3 separate regions of the Homo sapiens genome follow, and all the other regions are linked to region 1. The links are chromatin loops, found by intact Hi-C in ENCODE. Cell type or tissue: IMR-90. All regions are shown on one strand.

Region 1 (8,000 bases):
TCTTCATTTGTAAAATAGTAAAGACAACATCTATCTCATAGAGTGGTTATGAAGCCTGGGTTCAGATCCCAGCTAGGCCACTTGCTTGAGTTAGTTAGTATCTCTATGCTTTTGTTTCCTGTGAAGCAGGGGGATCTGTGAAATAGGGATATTATAATATTTAACATCAATAACATCATATTTAAAGGGTCAGCATAAGAATTAAGTGTGATGAGGCTGGAAGAGCATTCAGCCTAGCACAAAAGAAATGCCCAAAGTTTAAAGCAGCTCAGTGTCTTCTGCTTTGGAATGCTGGGTAAATAGAATTTTTAAAATCTCAGCTCTCTCCTCCCAATTTTTTTCCTCTTTGGAGAGAAACAAGATGCAAAGATGCATGTCAGTGTGTGGGGTGGTAGTGACTGGAGAGTTGGAAGGAAGTAGCTTGTGGTAGAAAGTTAGGTGACCCTTGTGGAAGCTGAATGCGGGTCCTCCTGGCCTTTTGTCTTTAGTGTTTAGGTACAAGGTAAAAGGATTGAAAAGGCAGAGAAAAGGGACTTGGAACATGGAAGACACTCAACAAATGTTTCTTGAACAGAAAATGACATTTCAAAAATCAGGGAGACAAAGAGTCTGTCTGAAATGGGAATGGAGACCCAGAGCTGGGATTGACTGCCATCTCTTGGTGCCAGGTTGCCAGTAGGCATTTGGGGCTCTATAGGAGCATTTCTGAGTGACTTTATGTTACAGATCTCAGGAAGGGGGGTGACATTACTCTAGAAGAACAGACTCCGAGGACAGGAGGAGCAGGAGGTTGCATCCCCCTGCATATAGAGAAGGGGCATAACCCAACAACAGACGCGGAGCAAACCTGACTCAAGAGAAGTTACAAGTAAAACTCAGGTGAAGAGAAGAAAAGAGAAATGATATGGACTATCTTGGGGTGAATTAGGCCTCCAGTATAGGGTTGGACTCTGTATATCCCCCAAACCTTGGAAATTCAATTTGGAGCCCCAAACCCTAAATTCACAGACATCCCCTAATTATCTCCATAGCTCAGACCCTTTCAAAGTAGAGAAGCATACCTGCATTACCAAATGCCCCATCATTTCCCCCTCTCCTTCAATACCAGTATCATCCTCTGACTTCAAATGGGAGCTCTTAGCATTCTTTTCTGTTCTTCATAGATAATAAAATAATGGACAATAATATTTTACCCATCAACTAAGAGGACATTCAAGAAAACGTGGCCTGAAACAGCATTCAAGATGATATTCTTCTGCTTCCCCCCGCCCCAGGGCAGAGAATGCTGATACAGCAACAACCTGGGGTATTTCGTAAACTTCTGGCTCTTAGTCCACTACCCTGACTAAAAGGTGCTGTTAGCAAAAAGGAGAATAAAATAAAACCAATTCCTCAGTGTTCTACCCTGGGGGCAAAGGAGACATTGGTGAGAAGGAGCCACAACTTGGAAAAAGATTTATTTTTCCTGGCCATAAATCTCATCCCTTGTTCCTCTGCCCAACGAAGCATGATAAAGTCCTTTTCCATAAAGTATTCAGTATTAGAGCCACAAAGCTCCCCCAATCAGTAGCCATCTGCTTCTACCATAACTGCTGCTCCCGAAGCAGGGAAAGCAGCACAGAGAAAGGGCACCACTGTTAGGCTGCTGGACAAATGAGGAGCCTGAATAGCTTTGGTTTTCCTTGTGTATCTGTATCTATAGAGACAGCAGAAGAAAGGCCGCATTATATTGATACAACAATTGTAAAACAAAACACGGAAGAGGCATCTAAAGGGCAATATCGCATGCATCAGGGGTCCCCAGATAAAAGGGGCACTAACAGATTTATAGAAACTTTTAATTGGTTTTCAATTGAAAGCTAAAGAGGCCAGGGTGTAGCTGTGAAGAGTGGCAAAGTGCTCTCCTTCAGCCCTCTGGAGGCGTGATCGATTTCATGAAGGGAGAAAAGAGGAGACCCTACCCGCCCAGAGCTGCTGCTTCTTTGAGGGCAGGGAGCAACTCCACATTAGCAACTTTCCTCTTTGGCCAGGGAGTTAACTGATCTGATCTTGACAATCAATCTCTCTCTCTCTCTCTCTCTCTCTCCACCCTGCCTTCTCTCTCTCCCTTCTCTTCCTTCCTCCCTTATTTCCTCCCTTCTTTCTTCCCTCTTTCAGACCAGTAGGTAAGTGGAAAGAGGAAGGAAAGGCTGCAAAAGTAAATCTAACATTCCAGTTCTGGAAAAAAAAAGGCTCCTAATAAGGCCCAGACTTTAAACCTGTTTACCCGCTAGTAGGGAGGCCTCTGAAAGTAACAGGAGTCTGACTCTTATCCTACCCCATCCTTCCTCTTCTCCATTTCTATAACAACCCAGTCTTTCCTTTTCTATACCAAACGGGAAAAGCTAAGCGTCACAGGAGTCTCTCCACCTAGTGCAGTGAGAAGTTTTCCCTTGTGGCCACCGGGTTTATTTCAGAGTGGATCTCTCCATTCAGCCAGTACCGCGCGCCTTTTCCTTAACGCCTTCCTGAGAAGCCAGCTGCAGCGACGGTGGCCCCCGCCAGCTTCGGTGGACAGCGCCCACCCATGCAGCAGCCTCGGACGTCCGTCCGTCTGTTCCTAAAGCTAATTTATTGGCCCGACCCTCCATTACCATTTTCGGCTTCCTAATTAATCAACGATAAAAGGCAATGACGCAAATTACGATTATGAGGGAACTGGAAGACGGTTTTGAATAAAATGGGAGAAGGGAAATATGATTAATTGAACGACATGATAGTGAAATCTCAAGTGCGAGAAAAAGGCCCCAAGGGATCAAACTCTGAACTCATCCGTATTGCAGGTGCGCCCCTCCTGTTGTCCTAGTGCCCTCGCAAGGGGACAGCCCCTAAATTCAGTCACATGGGTCCTAAGCCTTCGGAAGAGACCGAACTGGGTTCCCACTCCAGCTCCCAACCACACTCTGTGCATGAGGCCCTTCCTCCAATCCTACCCCTTCCTCCAATCCCCATCACTCACTTTGCCGCCGCCCCTGACGATTTTCCGGGCTCCTTGCCGGTGAGTCTGCTCCACTTCAGGACCGCATTTTTATTGAAGTGCACCCTATTATTTCGCTAATGAGTTGCGGGTCTCCTCAGTTTCCCTTCTGTCCTTGCACATTCCTCTAGCGAGGCTTTTTGTGAAATTGTAGGAAAACAAGTCTAGTAGGTCAGAGATCGCATTTGCTCGTGTAAGGGATTAATAAAGCTCTTGTCTGATGCTGCTTTTTAGAATTACGTTCGGGATTAAAAGACAGACTCAACACAGGCACACATTTTGCATCCGCTGGTGGTTGTGATTAATTTTTCCGAGGGGATTTGGGCCGGGAGCTTACGGAACGTGCTCTCTGGGTCTAAAACCCAACGACCTCGGCGCACGGGCGAGCGGAGGGTCTGGGGGCACTGTGGGTACGCGCCAGAACACTGGGGGATTAGAGAGGACATCGGACGGGCGCGGAGTTGCCAGCCACTGCGGCCTTTCAATGTCCCTTCCCTCCCTTTCCCCACCCCCAGCGCAACTGCTTCTGAAAAAAAACGGTGAAGACTGTCCGGGGAGGCTGTCTTTAGGGTTTTGGAGAGAAGTGGGGGGCGGGGGAGAGAGAAAGAGAGATACTTTTGACTGTCATGACTTTTCGAGGGGAGAAAGGGGCTCAGTACAAAGCCACTGAACTTTAAGCATCCGTCTAGCAAGGGAAATCCCCAGCTCTGCATTCCAGGGAAGCGCTGCCCCAAGTGCATAACTCACCCCCCAATCAAACAGTCGCCGTGCCCCGTCCCCCGAAAAGAATGACTTCAACCTCTGAGAGCTGCCATTCTCAGGGCTGCTTTCGCGAGCACCCAGGGAGGCACCTATGGAGAGGAGCCAGAGCCAGAACCTGAGCGTGAAACACATCCATCCCCTCCACACTACCTTCCGGCGGGCGACAAACCCTCCCCCCGCCAGTGATCAGAAAAGAAAAGGAAAAGTACCGGGGTGCAAGCGGGGAGGGAGGGGGAAGTAAGAAAACAAGCGCAGAGAGAAAGAGAGAGGAAGAGAGGACGAGGGAGGGGGGAGAGAGAGAGAGAAGCAAAAAGGAAACGAGAGAGGAGTACAGTTAGAACTGAGAAAAATGGGGAAGGGGTGGTCGCGGTGGGCGGTGGGCATTACCGCTTTCCAGCGGAAGGGGGCATCTTTGCGGCAGAGGCAGCGTTCCCCGGGGCGGGGGCGGGACGCCGGGGCAGAGCCAGCCCTGTAGCCCCGGCCCCGGGGTGCTGGCGCCCTCTTCTGGCTGCTGTGCGGCCGCTCCCTGCTTCTCGCGGGTGCTCTGGTCCAGAAACTGTTCCGCCCTCCGCGCCCAGGATGAAGGGGCAGAGGGGAGGAAGGTCAAGAAAGAGAGAGGGTTGGGTACCGGAACGCTCAGGCTCCTCCTTCCCCGCCCTTCGCCTGCCCCGCGGCTTCCTTACCTGGGGACTGTGGGGCTCCTTCCCCGGGAGCGCAGCTACTGCGGGCCCCTCGGCGGCCGCTCTCCCACCCCAATCGGAGCCTGCCGAGGAGCCCGTCCGCCTCGCGAAATGGCCCCGGTCTCTGCTGCAGCAGCTGGGAGGGAGGGAGCGACCGCCGGCTGCTGCCGGGCGGCGTCTGGGGGCCGCGAGCCGAGCGCAAGGAGAAGCCATCTGGAGCCTCGGCAGCGGGCGGGGGTGGGGGTACAAGAGAAGGGGCCAGGCTGCTCGGCCCCAGGCGGGCGCGGGGCAGGGCTCTGGCGTGGGAGTGGCGCCCAGTCGCCCCAAGTACTGCGTGTGTGTCGCGGGAGGGGTGGTGTGGGGAGGTGTGTGAGGGTCATGGCCCCTGGGGAGGAGGAGCGGAGGCCTGCCGTTCTCAAGTCCCGCCGATTACAGGGCAGCCCGGTACCCGCAGGTTTAGCAAAAGAGAGGGGATCCTCCTGGCAACCACCAGCCCCCCTCCAGCCATTCTCCCTCCGGGGATGGAGAGCTGGGCGAGGACAACCCAAGCACTCCTACACGCTCACACACCCGCTGTCCGTCAGAAGTGGTTTGCTCATTTTCCTCTCTTCCCACCTTGTCCATCCCACTCCAGGAAACATTGCTCCCCAAACGGCACGGATTTCTGGACGCCTCCACCTTAAGACAGCTACTTCAGCCAGAACGTGGGACAGGCACTAACGGGATATCACCCTTGGGGATAAACACGCTCCAGTTTCCTGTGGACGGTGGAAGAGGAAAGAACAGGAGAAGCTGCCAAAGGGATGGGGTGTAGGAAGCTCATCCTTGCACGTTTAGACTAGGGAAGAAGAGAATATTAGGGATGGGGGAGGGGGGAGGATGGGAAGTGTAGTTTTTCCCCTTCCTTCCTTTCATTTCAGATCCCATTTAGTGCTTTTATTTCTTTAATTTTGAAAACTATTTCCCTTTCCTGAATCTGGATGCGGGCAGGGAGCGAACTCAAGGAAATGATGAGCATGGATGAGAGCCAGGGGACAGGAGATATGTCCTGGGAACTCAAACTCTGCTGCTTCGCCACTGTCTCCGAGATGCCCTGAGCCTTAGCCCAATGTAAAGGGAGCTGATTGGGTGTATGGGCAGTGGCGGGTGGTCTGAGTAAGAAATAAAATGAGGGCAAGCCAGATCTACTCCCATCCCAAAGCATTAAAAGACACACCTCCCCACCCCTCAGCTGTCTTGTGTCCGGCAGAATGGCATTATGTAAAAGATCTGGCATGTCACCCAGTGGCACATCTGGTAGGTGTAGATGGCATTCATTAGCACGGGGCTTCTACTCTGCAGCATGCCAAAGCTCTGACAGAGATGCCCGCTGCCAATCATTCATTGGCTGCCAATCCCCAAGCGCGGCCGGGCGGGATGGCTTCCTTCCACCCTGGCATCAGGAGTGGAGGAAACAATGTGTTGAGATAGAAGAGATGAAAGTGGAGCTGAGGATGCGAGGCACCCAACAGATGTATCCCATGAGGAGATAACGGTGCTAAAAGTCATTTAGCAAGAAAGCATATGCAGGATCTCAGGAGGGAGGCTTGGGCAGGGGGTCTGCTTGCCTAGGGCTGAGCTGAAGGAAAAGCAGGGGAGCCCTTTCAGAAACCTGAAAGTTGAGGTTGCTTCTCTAAAAACACACAAAGACCAAAACCTCAACCCCCTAAGTGTAGGATTTCCCCCTCTCTTTGGTTTGTCACTTGTATCTCTTTTTATCTAGCAACCTAACTACCTCTGTAAAGGTCAACCTTTGTCATGTTTTTTTCTGAGGACCGAGATGAAGAGCACCTTCCTGTTTTAAATTTTGCATAATTCTCATAGACTAGTAATTTGGGGGCTAAGGGGAGGAAGACTGTCAGGCTATCTTCAGTGCATCGTAAAAGGCAAAGGTCTTATTTCCATTATTAGCTTTTCAGAGGGGATAAAGATGAACAAAGGAAAGCAAGGAAATTATTAAAATGGCAAAGGAAGATTAAACACAAAATCCAGGATAGAGGTTGCCTTTGAGGTTGTTCTTTTTCTTAGGCTGGGTGGCAATTAACAAAGTGTTCAGCGTAGTTTTTCTTTATGCCATATACATATTTTACATTCTTTTTATCCATTCACAACTTAATAAAGCAACAACAAAACTCAGGGCTTTGAAAGTTTGTGGAACTTGGTGTTTAAGTTGACTCTAACTTAAGCTCTTTAGTTTATATATATAATATATATTTGTGTGTATTATCTATACAATTATACTCTTTTTAGTATATGTTATAAAATATTTGGGACATATACTATAAATTTATTCATATTTTATCTAAAACTGAAACTTTAGTTGGCCATTACATATATTTATTTGCTAAATCTAGCAACCTTGGGTATGTTGGCTCATGGTCACAATATAGCTGCTGTAATTCCAAGCATCAAACCATCGTTTTAAACATGAAGAAAGGAACAGGGGCAAAAAGCTGTGGTTGTTTGCTTAATCAATGAAAAGAATACTTTCACTTTCATTAGGCAGACCTGGATCTCCTGGCCACATATACATGCAAAAGAGTTTGGGAAAATTAGCCTTTAAAGTATAAAAAGATAGCGATAAAGGACTGGGGATGGTTGTTGGGTTGCAATCAAAGGTGTCTGACAAAGAAACCGAAGATCAAAGAAGAGTTAATGTTAACATCAAACAAGAGTATAGCTTATCAAGTTTTTTCATTGTTTTAAATAAAAGTTTTCTGTTTTCATTATTGTGATTAAAGGGATACTGTTCTTGAGTTTAGCAGTTTCTTTGTGAATTTTATCAAATATTTCAAAATAAGGGCTTGGTCTTAATGTGTTCAGAAGACAGCTAATGTAAAATTTATCTTATATTTAGATGAAATTAGTATTTGCATTAGTAGTATAATTAGAATGTACTTACAAATTTAAGTGAAACAAAGAAAATGATGTTACAAGGACTGGGATTTGAATTCCCATTCTGCGACTCATTGGGTGTGTGACTTTGGGTATTTTATTTATCTAAGTAATATTTCCCCATTTATAAAATGGGTTAATGTTGATGCCTTGGAGGGTTATCATGAAGTTTAGAGATCATGATACGCATAGAAGGTTTTGAAATGTGGCAATTCTCAGAGACCCAAAAGGAAACAGAAATTCAGCCCAAATGAATCATATTAAGAGATGAGTAGTCTCCCTGTATCTGTGGTTCTGCTTTCTGCAGTTGGAAAATAGGTGAGTACGGTATAAGATATTCTGAGAGAGGGAGAAAGGAAGACCATATTTACATAAATTTTATTACAGTATGTGATGGTTAATACTGAGTGTCAACTTGATTGGATTGAAGGATAAAAAGTATTGATCCTGGGTGTGTCTGTGAGGGTGTTGTCAAAAGAAATTAACATTTGAGTCAGTGGGCTGGGGAAGGCAGATCCACCCTTAATCTGATGGGCGCGATCTAATCAGCTGCCAGCAAATATAAAGCAGGCAGAAAAATGTGAAAAGGAGAGACTAGCTGAGCCTCC
Region 2 (8,000 bases), 1.1 Mb after region 1:
TCTTCAGTCAATGTGATATGGGTGTGGATTATAAAATAAGTAAGTGTATAAATGAGTGAATAATAGCCAACACAACTCACTATGCAATAATTACACATATATTAACTCACTGAATCATAAGAATACCCTAAGAATTAACCCTATTATTACCCAAATTTTACAGATCAGTAAACTGAGACACAGAGAGGGTAAATAACCTGCCATATGATATACAGCTGTTAGGTGGGGTTGTTGGAATTCAGTTCAGGTTGTCTGGTTCCAAAGTCCATGCTTTTGAACTAAAAGTTACAGATAAAGATAATACAAAGAAAGAACGAATGAAGGAATGAAAGGAGAAAAGGAGGGAGGGTAGGAGGAAGGAAAGGAATCAAGGAAGGAAAAAGAGGAAAGAAGGAAGGAAGGAAGGAAGGGAGGGAGGGAGGGAGGGAGGGAGGGAGGGAGGGAGGGATACTGCCTCTGTAACACAATGGGGAAATTTGAAAAATGTTCTTGAGGAATGAAAGCAAGTCTTTCTGAAAACCAGAACAGGTCTTTTTGGAGAAAAGGAGGAAAGAGGGGTGTTTGATGCCAACTGAACCCACTATGAGAGGAGCTAGGTAGAGGAGAAATGACTGCATTTTTGGTCTGTCTGTGCCAGCTCTCAGGGCCTCCCTTTCATGAATGTATCCATCTGCCCCAGAATCCTAAACATTTCAATCAATACTCCTCTCTGCTTGGAGTTAAGAAGATGTCAAGGAATAAGATACCTGGAAACCTAAAATGCAAGTGTGGTAATGCATGGTCACTTTGCCACAGTGAGTGCGCTCAGCTTCATGCCAAGGAGTGCAGCCTGCCTTCTTGCCAGCAGTCCAGACATTCATCAAACAGACCACACAGCAGAAGCAGCAGGCACAGAAGCAGAAGGGATCTGTCCACCAGAAGAGAAATCTTCCACACATCCATGGGAAAAAAAAATATATACACGATGGGAAGAATAGACTAACGCTGACAGTAGTGGCAGAGTGTTTGTGATGAGATAAAGTAATTGAAACTCAGCAGTAATGCTGACTGGGAACAGAAATAGCGGGGAACAACACATCATTCAGTGTAAACTCAGAGAAGCAGACCACACAAATAACAGAAACATCAGTCATTGTTTTTTGGACTTAGGCAGACCAGGAAATCAAGACCATTAGAAGCTTTAGCACAGATGCCTGAGAGTGCTGAGGTTTGAAGGAGCAGAGGGTTTGTTTTAATTATTTTCTTTTTTCTTTGTTACATTAGGCTCCTTTGGGGTAGCTGCGTCGGGTGTTTTAAAGAGTAGAAACAAAGACTTTATCCATGTGACCCTATTTGGAACCTTTTACATTTATATTGGTGCAGGTGTTTTCAAATAAAGTCTTCCAATAAATTATGACCTTCAACTTCTAGATGAAGTAGTGTTGGTTTTCACTGTGGTAAATATATCAGAATGTTGAGTATAGTACTAAGAATTAATATAGTTATCATTTAGGGAATACTTACTGTGGACCTTTCAGGCATGGTATAAGTGCTTTATGTACATTAATATTCACAAAATCCTGAAGGAAGTGCTGTTACCCCCATTTTACAGAAAATAAAATTGAGACTGACAGAGGTTACAGAACCAGGAAATGGCAGAGTCAGGATTCCACCACAGGTTTGTTGGGCTCCAAAGCCCTTGTTGCCTTCAGAATTGTCATTAGAAATATTAAAATAACTACACTCCAGACAGCAGTCCTGAGGTTTACCCTCAGTGTACCCGTGATTGGGCTGGCACTCATGCTTGCTTGAACCTTCAACCACTGGAACAAGCAGGGGCACCACAACAGTGCGACAGTGGGAGTACTGGAAGGAGCCTTGGACGAGATTTCAGAAGAGCTGGGTTTGGGGCCTGACTAAGTTTCTAATTTTTGATTCCCTTGCACATGTTCTCATGCCTCTGAATCTCGGTTTCTAAATCTCCACAAAATGGTGATAAAGAGACCTACGTTATTAGACTTGACATTGGGTGATTAAATGAAAAATATGATATAAAACGCTCCAGAAATGAATGTTTTAAGCCTATATAGCTACGTGATACTCTTAGATGGTAACTCTCTGGTTTACACTAAAATACTCACCCAAACAGAGGTCAGTGTCTTCCCCTCATCGCTGCTTTCTCTCAGCAGCCACAGGCATTAGATGCTACCATGAGAAACATTCTCCAAATGCTAGAAATTGTGCAGGATGAGCATGAGCAAGATGACCATAAATTGGGTGTAAGCCTAGCCCTGGGAAAAAGACAGAAAAGGAGTTGGAAATTTTTGAAGTGCTCTGCATTATAAAGGACAAAAAGGGATGAATAATTCCCTATTTTCTTAATGCATGTTGCTGGGATTAGCATATAGTGAAGGCAAGAATACTAAATCCTGTTGCCTTCTGACTGCATCATTATACGGAATGTAAACATGCATGTATCTATGAGGTATTCAAAAATGCCCAGGCTTATCAAAATTTCATTTTTGCCTCCAATTTCAAAATTGTGCCCTTTTTTCCTAGAAAGCTGCAAAATCAAGACTCTTACTAGGTCTTGTGGCTTTATATCCCTTGAATTGCATTTAAATGTAGTCTCAAAGTCCCCAGATTTCTACCAACGTAACCAGAATTTTCAAGGATTTAAATTTTTAAATTAGGGATCCTTTTGAAAATCTGTTAAAAGTCATTAATCCTCTCCCCAGATAAAGGCTCATGCACACACATACACACATACACACACAGCTGACTGTACAGGAAGTTGCAGATTCTCTGAAGTCCATCCATGAGCCCTTAAGGATTTATGGGCCCCAAGTTACTCCCAGAGTTCACATGTGCTTCTGCAGATTAAAATACTGCACAATAACGCTTGGCCAGGAGGCAAAGTGGGGATTAAAATCTATTCCCCCATACCACTCATCAAGTCATGTGGTGTCCACACAGAAGGGAGTTTGTTTTCTAATTTGTGCAAAGGTGCCAAATGGCCAACTGTGGTATACTAGGGCCAGCTCACAAGCTGAGTACATTGTGTTGTCTCCTCCCAACTCCATGTTCAGTGACAGTCACAATAGTGGTTTGAAATCAGCCATAGTGGTACTATTAGCACCATGGAAATCAGCAAAACCTGCAAATTAGGGCCACACCCACTAAGAAAGCCAGATGCCGAAGATTCACCAGTACACCACAGCATGTGATATAGTAGGGGCCCTGAGAACTCGTCCTATGTCATAAGAGATTTTCAATAAAAACCTGAAAACACTATTTTTAAACCTACATCCTAATTACCTTTCAGCCTGTCCTAATTGCCTTTAGGTCAAGGGCACGTGGGCCCTGGCTTGTTTTGAGCACAAATTTAATAGTTAACAGATGCTAGAGGAAGTATGCAGAGAGATCTGTGGAAAAATTGATTCCCATTTGATCCCAGATGGGTTTAAAGACAGCATCCACAGCTATCAACCTATGTTTTAAAGCATCTGCAGCACTGATAGCAGTAACTGCCACAAGAACCATTAAAAAAACAAAACAACTAATGGTTGCATATAATTTTTAAGATAGGGATTATGAGGAAGAACTGTGGGGGAAAATAAACGTAAGACTCATTACTCCTTAAGATGGCAAGGAAGAAAAGTCCTACCCATCGCAGGTATAAATTGTTGTGGACTGATATCAGGTGTCTTCTGTAGGCTTTTTGAAGAACAGCTCTTTACAACTGAATTCTATCTTGAGCTAAGCATTCTCTTAGCAAGGAAAAAGAAAAAGTCAGGTCAAACGATTGATTCCATTTCTGAATTACAGAGGGTTATTGATTTTTCATTAAGGTTCCTGTGCTGCCCTCAAGAGCAGGGAAAGAGAAGGGAAAGTAATTCATTGATCAGAGCGGAGGGCCATGTTCATTTATTGGCTTCCTGCCACATCCCATTATTACCGGTTCTAAATGTATATTGAAGCCAGTTTATTTTCATCATAGCCTCCTGTCATCAGAAGTGTCTCCGAGTAACTATTAGTTTAATCATCCTTTTCTCACAATGGTAATGAGTGATAATATCCAACGTGATCCTGGATTCATAGATATTATTCATTGGATTGCAGCGCTGCCCCTCACAAAGCTCTAGTTAAGGGTCTGCTGATGCTTTCATAGTCTAAAAGACATAATAGCTTGAGAATTTTTAAATACATGTATATATTTGAAATAGAAAAACTGTAGTGCTTTCACCATCGTTTTATTTATTTTTTAAAAAAAAATCCTGAAAGATTCACGTTTGTTAACCTGTCAATTACGATAACTTTAGGCAGTGCAAGAAACCCATCCAAATCAGGTATCATAAGTCTACACCAGGACACTGGAAACCAATCCAGAAAATCATAAAGCATGTCCAGAATAAGTCATGTATTCCACTGAGTACACTAATTTTATTTGTGGAAACAATCTTGAATTAGTTTATGCGTCTTGACTTACATTTGAATTTTTATTTTACATATTAGCAAACTGAGGTCCCAAAAGACTGAATGGTGCAGGATCACCCAACAGAGTGGCACCGTGGGGACCAGGACTCATGTTCCCTGGCTTCCCAGTCACTGTTTGTCCCGCAATACCATTCTAATGATCTGTCATCCAATTTCAGGTGATATTTATAATGCATAAAATGAGAAGCTGATATTGACTTTAATATCAAATCCTGGAAATGCTACTAATGCTTTTTCTTTTTCCCCATCTCCAGATAAAAACTACTGCCTGTTAAGTTCTGCCTCACACCTAGGTAAATTAATCAGCTGCCCACATTGTATAATAAGAGTGCCTACTCTTCTGAGTGGATTTTCCCAACACCCTGTGAGAGGCAGGAAGAATTCTCCCATTTCATAGATAATTTGGCCAAGGCTACATGGGAAATAATTTGCAGAGCCTGGACTCAGATTCAGGCCTTCTCAATGATGAGGGCTTTTTCCACTACCCTACAGCTCCCTCTGGTGCTGAAATTAACAGTGGGAACTATTAAAAATGACTATGAAAAACTATTTTAAAGATGTATCCCAGTAAATTGAGCTAGAAAATACAGTAGAATAAAATATCTTATTCAGAGTAGCAATCTATACAAAATGCCTATGAATAACCATGACAAAAATATGTATGGAACTTATCTGACTAAAAATAGACTACTGAAAAAAATGTAAAATAAGATCTGACTAAATGAAGAAACACAAAATACTTAAATATGTCGATTTTTTCCAATGTAACATTTTGGAAGAAGGTAGATAACATTATTCTAAAATTTCTCTGGATGAAAAATCAACACACACACAAAGATATTTTGGAAAAAAAATTAATGAAGGAGCACTCAGTCTATCAAATATAAAAATGAAATTTAAAACCTCAGTATTTGAAACTAGTCAAGAACCTGTGTAAAAATTAACAATTGGAAAACTATTACCTATTTGAAAAAATTAAATTTATCCAATTTAATTTTGAATGCTCATTTTACAAGGTGCACCAAAATGTATTTTAGATAAAGAGTTAAATATTTTGGGTTTTTTAAATACTATAAAATAGGAAGAAAATAAAGATAAATATTTAACTTATGTAACTGTTTTATCAATATAAAACCAGTAGAAAATGAGAAAAAATAGATTTTACTACATTAAAATTTAAAATGTCTATTCAAAACATCACAAACTACAAAAATTAGAGATGCAAATCACACACACATGCAAAAAATGTTCTATCTCACTAGCATTCAAAAACATTGATTAAAATAACATAAAATTTTTATCTACTGAATTAACAAGATTGTTTTAGATAATAATAATCAAGACTCTAGTGAGACAGATGCTATCATACTTTTGATGGGAGAATAAGTATTTCATTATTTTAAAAAATATGATCTTATGCCCCTGAATTTGTATTTCTAGAAATTTAGCCTAAGGAAATGACCAGAGATGTTTTTAAATATAAATGTGTACAGAAATATTATTTATAAGAGCCCAAGAGGGGAAATAATCTAAGTAAAAATAGAGGTACTCTTTTTTTTTTTTTTTGAGACAGAGTCTCACTCTGTTGCCCAGGCTGGAGTGCAGTGGTGAGATCTCAGCTCACTGCAACCTCTGCCTCCCGGGTTCAAGCGATTCTCCTACCTCAGCCTCGTGAGTAGCTGGGATTACAGGCGCCCCCTACCACACCCAGCTAATTTTTGTATTTTTAGTAGAGACAGGGTTTTGCCATTTGGCCAAGCTGGTCTCGAACTCCTAACCTCAGGTGATCCACCCACCTCGGCCTCCCAAAATGCTGGGATTACAGGCGTGAGCCACTGCGCCTGGCCAAAATAGAGGGATTTTTAAATCGGACACAACCATATGATAAAGTAACACAAAAACATAAAAATCATGTTTGTCTGAACTTTTATTTAGGTTTGGGGATGCACATGCAGGTATATTATATAGGTAAATTGTGTGTCATGGGAGCTGGGTGTACAGATTATTTTGGCACCCAGGTAATAAGCATAGTACCAAATAGGTAGTTTTTCAATCCTCACACTCCTCACTCTCTCCAACCTTAAGCAGGCCCCGGTGTCTGTTCTTTGTGTCCATATGTACTCAATGTTTAGCTCCCACTTATAAGTGGGAACATGCAGTATTTTGTTTTCTGTTCTTGTGTTAGTTTGCTTAGGATAATGGCCCCCAGCTCCATCCATGTTGCTGCAAAAGACATGTTCTCATTCTTTTTTATGGCTGCACAGTATTCCATGGTGTGTATATAACACATTTTCTTTATCCAGTCTACCATTGATGGGCATTTAGGTTAATTCTATGTTTTTACTATTGTGAATAATGCTGTAATGAACATATGCATGCATGTGTTTCCATGGCAGAACAATTTATATTCCTTTGGGTATATATTCAGCAATGGGATTACTGTGTCAAATGGTAATTCTGTTTTGAGTTCTTTGAGAAATCACTAAACTGCTTTCCACAATGGCTGAGCTAATTTACATTCCTACCAACAGTATATAAGCATACATTGTTCTCAGCAACCTTGCCAGAATCTGTTGTTTTTTGACTTTTAATAATAGCCACTCTGACTGGTGTGAGATGGCATCTCATTGTGGTTTTGATTTGCATTTCTCTAATGATTAGTGATGTTGAGCATAAAAATCATATTTTGAAGGAAATTTAATAATGTGGGGAAATGCTCATTCATAAAAAGAGAGAGAGAGAGAGAGAAACATTGTGGGACCAAAGTTATAAAGACTGAAATAGCAATGGGAATGACGAGACAGGGATGAATGGGAGAACAATTTAAGATTTAGAGGAATGGGATAGGATCCTGTTACTAAAAGCATGTGTGGAAATAGGGGTGAGCACTGGATTATGCCCAGGATATCTGCTCAGGTTTTGGGTGAGTAGGGGAGGCCATTGCCAAACTAGGTAATACACATGAAAAGGTCGAAACTTGACCTGACTCTCTCCAATATCAATATAAGCAGTCTGCTTAATACCCATCTTTCTTAATCCCATTGGATTTTGGTCCCCACTACCACCACAGGAGCATTTTAGGTATTAGGAAAGCTCACTATGTCTTGCCTCTTTCTGACATAGCAGACCATGCAGTCTACTGACATTGAAATTATGTTCAATGTAAAACTGCAGCTACATGGAGATGCAGAGAGATATCCACGTTATTGCTGCACTGAAAGCTCAAGTTGGGGGTGTTCTAAAAGGTTTAGGAATCAAGAAGAATGTACAAAAGATAAGCTTGCCAAAAACACCAAATAATTACTAAACCTCTACAGCGCACATAGCACTCAACTGGATAGCGAGAGGAGTATAACTATGTGAGAAACTGTGTTTATGCTTCAATAGATTTTGCCAATAAAAGTCTTGAGAATATGAGGAATAGCTTGAAAGAGAGATATATTTTTATAATCTACATAACTTCTTTAATTAAGCAAAATAAGTATATTAATAAGAACTTAGTGTAGTATTTACCAGGTTTAATA
Region 3 (8,000 bases), 940 kb after region 1:
AAGATACCACTAAATTTTTCTTTTTACATATCCATTTAGCTTAAATACTTAATTGCATTTTAAAGGATTCTTTAAATTAATATTTGGAGTATTTCTAAGTTTTAAAACTGCTCAAATTCTTATTTTTTCTTTTTTTTTTTTTTTTTTTTTTAGTATTTATTGATTATTCTTGGGTGTTTCTCGGAGAGAGGGATTTGGCAGGGTCATAGGACAATAGTGGAGAGAAGGTCAGCAGATAAACATGTGAACAAAGTTCTCTGGTTTTCCTAGGCAGAGGACCCTGCAGCCTTCCGCAGTGTTTGTGTCCCTGGGTACTTGAGATTAGGGAGTGGTGATGACTCTTAACCAGCATGCTGCCTTCAAGCATCTGTTTAACAAAGCACATCTTGCACTGCCCTTAATCCATTTAACCCTGAGTTGACACAGCACAGTTGCAGAGAGCACGGGGTTGGGGGTAAGGTTACAGATTAACAGCATCCCAAGGCAGAAGAATTTTTCTTAGTACAGAACAAAATGGAGTCTCCTATGTCTACTTCTTTCTACACAGACACAGTAACAATCTGATCTCTCTTTTCCCCACATTTCCCCCTTTTCTATTCGACAAAACCGCCATCGTCATCATGGCCCGTTCTCAATGAGCTGTTGGGTACACCTCCCAGAAGGGGTGGCCGCCGGGCAGAGGGGCTCCTCACTTCCCAGACGTGGCGGCCGGGCAGAGGGGCCCCTCACCCCCCAGACGGGCGGCTGGGCGGAGGCGCCCCCCTACCTCCCAGAGGGGGTGGCTGCCGGGCGGGGGCGCCCCCAACCTCCCAGAGGGGGCGAACAGGCAGAGACACTCCTCACTTCCCAGACGGGGTGGCTGCTGGGCGGAGGGGCTCCCCACTTCCCAGACAGGGTGGCCGGGCAGAGGTGCTCCTCAGTTCCCAGACGGGGTGGCGGCCAGATAGAGACGCTCCTCACCTCCCAGATGGGGTGGCGGCCGGGTAGAGACGCTCCTCACCTCCCAGACGGGGTGGCGGCCAGGTAGAGACGCTCCTCACCTCCCAGATGGGGTGGCGGCCGGGTAGAGACGCTCCTCACCTCCCAGACGGGGTGGCGGCCGGGCAGAGGCGCTCCTCACTTCCCAGACTGGGTGGTGGCTGGGTAGAGATGCTCCTCATCTCCCAGACAGGGCGGCCGGGCAGAGGCGCTCCCCACATCCCAGATGATGGGTGGCCAGGCAGAGACGTTCCTCACTTCCTAGACGGGATGATGGCCCGGGAAGAGGCGCTCCTCACTTCCCAGACTGGGCAGCCAGGCAGAGGGGCTCCTCGCATCCCAGATGATGGGCGGCCAGGCAGAGATGTTCCTCACTTCCTAGACGGGATGGCGGCCGGGAAGAGGCGCTCCTCACTTCCCAGACTGGGCACCGGGCAGAGGGGCTCCTCACATCCCAGACAATAGGCGGCCAGGCAGAGATGCTCCTCACTTCCTAGACGGGGTGGCAGCCGGGCAGAGGCTGCAATCTCAGCACTTTGGGAGGCCAGGGCAGGTGGCTGGGAGGTGGAGGTTTTAGCGAGCCGAGATCACGCCACTGCACTCCAACCTGGGCAACATTGAGCACTGAGTAAGCGAGACTCCCGTCTGCAATCCCGGCACCTCGGGAGGCCGAGGCGGGCAGATCACTCGAGGTCAGGAGCTGAGACCAGCCCAGCCAACACCGCGAAACCCCGTCTCCACCAAAAAATACAAAAACCAGTCAGGCGTGGCGGTGGGCGCCTGCAATCCCAGGCACTCGGCAGGCTGAGGCAGGAGAATCAGGCAGGGAGGCTGCAGTGAGCCGAGATTGCGGCAGTACAGTCCTGCCTCGGCAACAGAGGGAGACCGTGGAAAGCGGGAGACGGAGACGGGGAGGGGGAGGGGGAGGGGGAGAGGGAGAGTGAGACTCAAATTCTTATTTTCAAGAGCTATAATAAAATGCTTACATTTTAGTTTACTTAGTAGTAAACTAGTTAATTTTAAAAATTTTATCTTGGAAACATAGTGATGGGAACATTAACATTTACTCCAATTTCAGTTTCCCAAATACTGTTTTACCAAGAATCAGATAACAAATAAATACTAAGTGAAAAAGACAATAGGCAAAGTACTAAATGAAAAATTGGGCAATGTATCTTTCATTCAGTTAACAGACATACTGATGCCTATGGCTTAGTATTACTGGAAGTAGCCCAATGAAGCGGACTGGTGGGACTGTTACAGGCAGTTAGGCATGAGCAGGGCAGGAGAGGGCTCTCCCTGCCCCACCCACTAGAAAAGTCAGGTGATGGTTTGGCAATTATCGCAATGCCTCTCTAAAAGCGATAACTTGGCAGCCAGAGCCAGGGAGAGGCCAGTTCCTGATGGTCCACCCCTGTTAACATTGAAGTGTTAATTAAAGGCTGACCCCAGGGAGAAGTAACTTCCTGGTCATGCACCTTAAGATACAAAAATGGCATAGTATGATCTTCCGTGTACACTCCATTGGAAAAAGGAAGAAAGCCTCAGTTGGGCATGCCTATAACTCTCTAAACACACTGCGCATGCTCAATTCCCAAGGGTAAGGAGAACCCTGCACATGCGGAAAGCCCACCCTAAGGGAAGAATCATGGGAAAGAGGCCAGCCCATAAAGTCCCAGGATCGAGGTTAAAGGCCCTTTTTATTTCCTCTTTGATATTCATGTACCCTCTTGTATCTCTTCCAAGTTAACTTTCCTTTCTTTCCTGTTCTAAGGCCTTTTAAATAAACTTCCACTCCTGCTCTGAAACTTGCTTCGATCTCTTTTTCTGTTTTATGCCCCTCAGTTGAATTCTTTCTTCTGAGGAGGCAAGAATTGAAGTTGCTGCAGACACATATGGATTTGCCACTGGTAACTGGAGGTACCTTGAATCTCTTCAACTGCTAACACATCAGTAAACTTGTTTTATTTAAAAGACAGTAAACATACAATAAATGCAGTGGTGATTAAGACACAAAAGAGATTGCTCTCATGGAGTTTATGGTTTAGTGGTGAGGGAAGGGGTAGAGAACATGCAAGTTCAAAAAATGAACGAGATAATTTGAAAGATTCAATTACTTCCTAATCCTCTATCTTTCAAGCATTATTGGTGTAAGCGCATATGTGGGGGATGGACATGAATCCCATATGACAATTTTGTCAAGATCTTTTCAAGATAATTGAGGAAAGGGAGCACCCTTCCTCATCTTCATTTTTTAAAATATTATTTGCAGCTGTGCAGGATACAAATAACCGTCCAGTTGGCCCTTTTCCAATTGAGAACATGTTATGAAAGTCAGTGAAAGGGTCCTGAGGTCTTCAAAACCTGGGGACATCTTTCTTGATGGGTTGTGCTCTAAGGTTTTCTCTCTACCATGTATGCATCTGAGGAAGCCTTTCATCAATCTCAGACCACTACCCAGAAATTTCAAACTTGACCCAACTCCGGAAAATCACTTGGGTAACCGAAAGAAGCATTTAACCTCCAGGGTTAGTTCATGACTAGAGGAGATCCCATTCTTGACTATGTCCAGTAAGCAGTGGGCTTCCTTAAACTATCCAAAGCCTAATTCTTATCTCTAATGAGAAGTAGCTCAAGGGAACCCTAAGCTCCTCTCCTTCCTGAAAAGCATTGCACAGGTTAGACATAAACCAGCCTGATGGCTGTGATATGAATGCTGTAACTACCATATAGCCAATAGGTCTACTGCATTCCTGATGTTTTCTATTCCAGACTAACAACTGAACCCCAAAGTGGATAATAAAATCCCTAAAATATTTGGGATAAAATATCTTCTCTTGTTCATACAATCCTTTTTTCCAAATCTCATAGATAAGTAGTGTATTAAGATGGAATGAGACAGAAAACACAGTAATTTGAACAGGGAATTTTAATATAAAGATTATGAACAGAATTAACTATAGAGGACTAAGGAGGACCAGGGCAGAGGAAGAATGTCCAATGAAGAAATACATTTGGAAGTTCCTTTCTCTAAGTCTGGGGTTCAGACTTCATTGGAAAAGACATTGTTGGTACCCTTTGGGTGGCAGAGAAGTTCACTGGGTTTCCCCAGGCCAGACTAATTCACAATTGCTGGGTAATCAAGAAATGCCCCTCCATAGTACAAGTGAGTTGAAGCAGGCAGACACAATTGCAGCTAGACCTGGCAAGCCAGAAATGCACTTCCAAAGTGCAGGTGGACTGAAACTGGTAGGCAGGGAACTAGAGCTGGAACTAGCTGAAACTAACAAGAAGGATATCCCCCTCCAAGGTGCAGGTGGGCCACAGCTATGGAGCTGACTGCTGTAGTGCTTACAAGACTCTCTAGGAATGCATTCATGGCGGTATGAATGGAACTTGACAGGAAGCCATCCACAGAATTACCACTTAAACTCGAAGGGGATGAGTACTACTAGATGCCTCTCACGTGTGTCACTGGCAAACAAGCATGAGGAGCAAGAAGCAGCATCAAGAAACACATTGGAATAGCAGAGAAAAGCCCCTTCTTCCTCACTGTTCCTCCAGTGCCCTCTATTGACAATGTTTAACATCATGCCAACTACAAAGGATAAATGCTTATAGGTTCCATCTCCATTATTGAAAAGCATGTAGTGATAGGTGGATTTGGACCTGAAAGGTCCAGACTACCTCTTTGGCTACTCAGTTTCCATATGCACCTTTCTAACACATTTGAGCTTCCATACCACATTAAAATAACCCTAAATTTCCATCTAACAAGATTCAACTATTTTACTTACAAGTGATGCAGTTCTTACCCTTTCCCCAAAATGAGGAGAGACATAGTCCCAGCAGTCATTGTATCTACTGCCTACTATACTAGTTATTCCTCAAGTTCCTCCATAGCTCTACTGAATATGCTGTCACTTACAGACTAAGTTATAAAGTTAATCTCCACCGACTAGTATATAAAAGTAAATGGAAAGAAGAAAGCAAAAAGAAAGTTAATATATGCAAATATTAGAAACAAAAAGCATATATGCAAAATTACTATGGTCCTTGTTTCTGCACTTGTACAGTTGACCTTTGAACAACAAAGAGGTTAGAGGTGCCAACCCTCCACCATGCAATCAAAAATCGACTCTAACCTTTAACTTCCCCAAAACTTAGCTACTAATAGCCTTCTGTTGACTGGAATGCTTACCAATAACATTAACAGTTATGTAACGTATATTTTGTATGTTATATGTATTATATACTGCATTCTCACAATAAAGTAAGCTAGAGAAAATAAAATGTTAATAAGAAAATCATAAGAAAGAGAAAATATATTTAAGCGAAAGTGAATCATGAAGTCTTCATCCTTATCATCTTCATGTTGAGTAGGCTGAGGAGGAGGAATAGGAGGGGTTGGTCTTGCTGTCTCAGGGGTGGCAGTGGCAGAAGAAAATCTATGTACAAGTGGACCCACACAGTTCAAACCTATGTTATTCAAGGGTCTACTTTAGTTGATATCTAAGACTTCCTTTCTCCACTAGCCATATCGTATTTGCTTTGCCCTTAGCCAGAATCTCAGCTGGTTGACGATTCTTTACCTGGTGGAATAACCCAAATGTTCATTCCCGAAGTGTCTGAGTCCTCAGTTACCCTGCCTTTTTTTGTTGTTGTTTTTTAGTTGCTATACTTCTCTGCTGACTTTTGCCATTGAGCATGAATATATTAGGAGACACCACAGAGAATCTACCATATTTCAAACATGGTCCTCCTTACCTCCATTGTGTAACAGCAGCCCAGTTTCTCCTTGATTATTGGAATTGATCATTCCAACCAGAAAAAGTAACTTCTTTTTCTTTTGATATGTTTTTTCAGTGGCATAAGAAGCCCAAAATGACTAGTTGGCAGTCTCATCTCCCCATTCAATGGAATCATTATTGTTTCCACTGATGGAAGTATCTTCCATGCCTCATTCCCTTTAGTGACCAGCATCCATAAACAACCGAAATGCAAAGTTGCAGGACAGGAAGCAAAAATTCTGTGAGTAGGGTATTATGTGATATTTTGAGAAGAACATTGCCAATCCTACCCTTTGATTTCCAGACCCTTGTATTCTGGCTATAGAAAAGGCATCCTCATATAATGATCTCTAACACAAAGCATATACTAAGTACATCCTGTAAAATGGAACCTCATTTCTGTATTATCTCTCAACTGACACTATACCTGACTGCTTTAGTAAGCCATTCCATCTTTAAATTGGTCCAGCCACTTCTGAGTGATGGGGGATGTGGTAAGGTTAGTTAATTCCATCAGTATGAGCCCATTGCTACATTTCTTTTGCTTTGAAATGAGTTCCTTGATCACACACAATTATACATGGAATGCCATAAAAAGGATAAATTATTCTGTGAGTTCAATGCTGGCAGAAGCATTAAAGGTGGGAAAGGTAAATCTGTATCAAAAATATGTCTATTCCAAGAGACAAATACCTTCCCCCTTTATGATGGAAGACATCCAATGTAATTAATCTGACACCATTTCCTGGTACTCTCAGGAGTTGTTAGCAGATTAGGCACTCAGCAGTAGTGCAGCCAGGTCACCCTTGGTAAGTGCACACCATGATGTTGAGCCCATGCACACCTCCATCACTGACATCATGGCCACTTTGCTCATAGGCTCATTGTACAAGCAGTGGGCTAGCTGGGGAAATCTAGATGACTGACCACTAGAGAACATGTCATCTTATCCTCCTGACTATTAAAATAGACATCCCTTGGTGGGCATTAATATAGAAAACAAATATCTTCACAGTTTGTGTCCATTATAAGAGGTCCATTCACAAACATTTTTTTTTTCCGAGACAGAGTCTTGCTCTGTCACCCAGGCTGGAGTGTAGTGGCACTATCTTGGCTCACTGCAACCTCCGCCTTCCGGGTTCAAGCGATTCTCATCCCTTAGCTTCCTGAGTAGCTGGGACAGGCACACACCACCATACCTGGCTAATTTTAGTATTTTTCTTTAGTAGGATGGGCTTTTGCCACGTTGGCCGGCTGGTCTTGAATTCTTAGCCTCGAGTGATCCACATGCTTCAGCCTCCCAAAGTGCTAGGATTACAGGTGTGAGCCTCTGTGCCCAGCCCCATTCACATACTTATTCTCAGACTTCCTTGTCACCAATCTCCCAATTCTCTTCCTTCCAAGACCCTGATCATCCAGCTAAACTATTAACAACTGCACATAAATTAATGTATATCTTTATTTCTGGCTATCTCTCGCTTAAGGCATAGTAGACAACCAAAACAGTTATGTTCATATAATGTTAATGGTTCATGCAAATTGAATTCTATAAGTGAATGACACTTCATACTGAATCCAGCTACAAGACTCCCTAGATTCATTTAGTACTAGCTGACTCCCAAGCCTTGCCAACTCGCTCAATGGAATCCTACCAGCTGTCATTGTCACCTTTCACTTAATATTTATCACTCTCTCAATCTTTCTCAGAGTGATATCTAGACTTAAACATAAGTCTATGGCTCCTGCCATGGAAGAAATCACAGCAAATTTACCAGCTCCTGTCCAACTCAACAATACCATACTATGGGAAGTATGACCTGGATTTCCCAATAGAATTCCAAGTGGCCAGGTAATATAACTCAGAATTGCAGTGACATTAGTGTCTATGGCATAAACCTTGACCAAGAGAACTACAAGAGGCAAGTATATACTGGCAAATAAATCTATTCATTTCCTCCTGCTGCTGATTATTCCAAGGCACAGAGATTCTAGAGATGATCTCAGGAGACATCTCTTATGACTGAACAACTGCCATTTTTTGGTGTGTGAACCTGTACTTAACTAGTTGAGAAATGATTTTTTATTTGTGTTCCTTTTTCCCTATCTCACTTCCCTTCTTCCTTCACTTTTATTACCCTGAGATTGTACTCCCCAAGAAAGCATTATTAACATATATGCTTTGTCTGAAGCTCTGTGTTCTAGGTAATCTGGGCTAATATATATCATACATAT

What was found. Hi-C counts contacts between places; a loop is a spot of excess contacts. Peaks named below come from ENCODE experiments on the same cell type or tissue, not always from the same donor. Only the 100,000 strongest peaks of a DNase experiment are listed, where the experiment ranks them.
Region 2: it touches region 1 in a loop (4-fold over the local background); 7 of 110 quality-filtered maps call a loop at or near these places.
Region 3: it touches region 1 in a loop (8-fold over the local background); 2 of 110 quality-filtered maps call a loop at or near these places.

Annotation. Positions count from the first base shown.
Region 1 is chr4:80,180,517-80,188,516 of GRCh38, reverse strand. PRDM8-AS1 (PRDM8 antisense RNA 1) reads left to right here. Exons shown (of 6, transcript NR_183912.1): 6 at 5,093-7,253. It also overlaps a transcript of PRDM8 not described here. Among named protein-coding and RNA genes, the nearest start is that of PRDM8-AS1, 13 kb to the left of the region's middle. RefSeq lists silencers at 3,168-3,462, 4,122-4,301, 4,312-4,361, 4,452-4,631, 4,782-4,831. In IMR-90, a CTCF peak has its summit at 4,238 (motif pointing left); a DNase peak (open chromatin) is centred at 4,256; H3K4me3 peaks cover 3,040 bases; H3K27ac peaks cover 2,806 bases.
Region 2 is chr4:79,039,245-79,047,244 of GRCh38, reverse strand. All of the region lies in intron 2 of LINC01088 (long intergenic non-protein coding RNA 1088), which reads right to left. Among named protein-coding and RNA genes, the nearest start is that of LINC01088, 71 kb to the right of the region's middle. In IMR-90, a CTCF peak has its summit at 4,973 (motif pointing left); no DNase peak of the experiment used is centred here.
Region 3 is chr4:79,238,529-79,246,528 of GRCh38, reverse strand. The region is part of intron 4 of LINC01088 (long intergenic non-protein coding RNA 1088); the gene reads right to left. It also overlaps a transcript of NAA11 not described here. Among named protein-coding and RNA genes, the nearest start is that of NAA11, 84 kb to the left of the region's middle. In IMR-90, no CTCF peak of the experiment used is centred here; no DNase peak of the experiment used is centred here.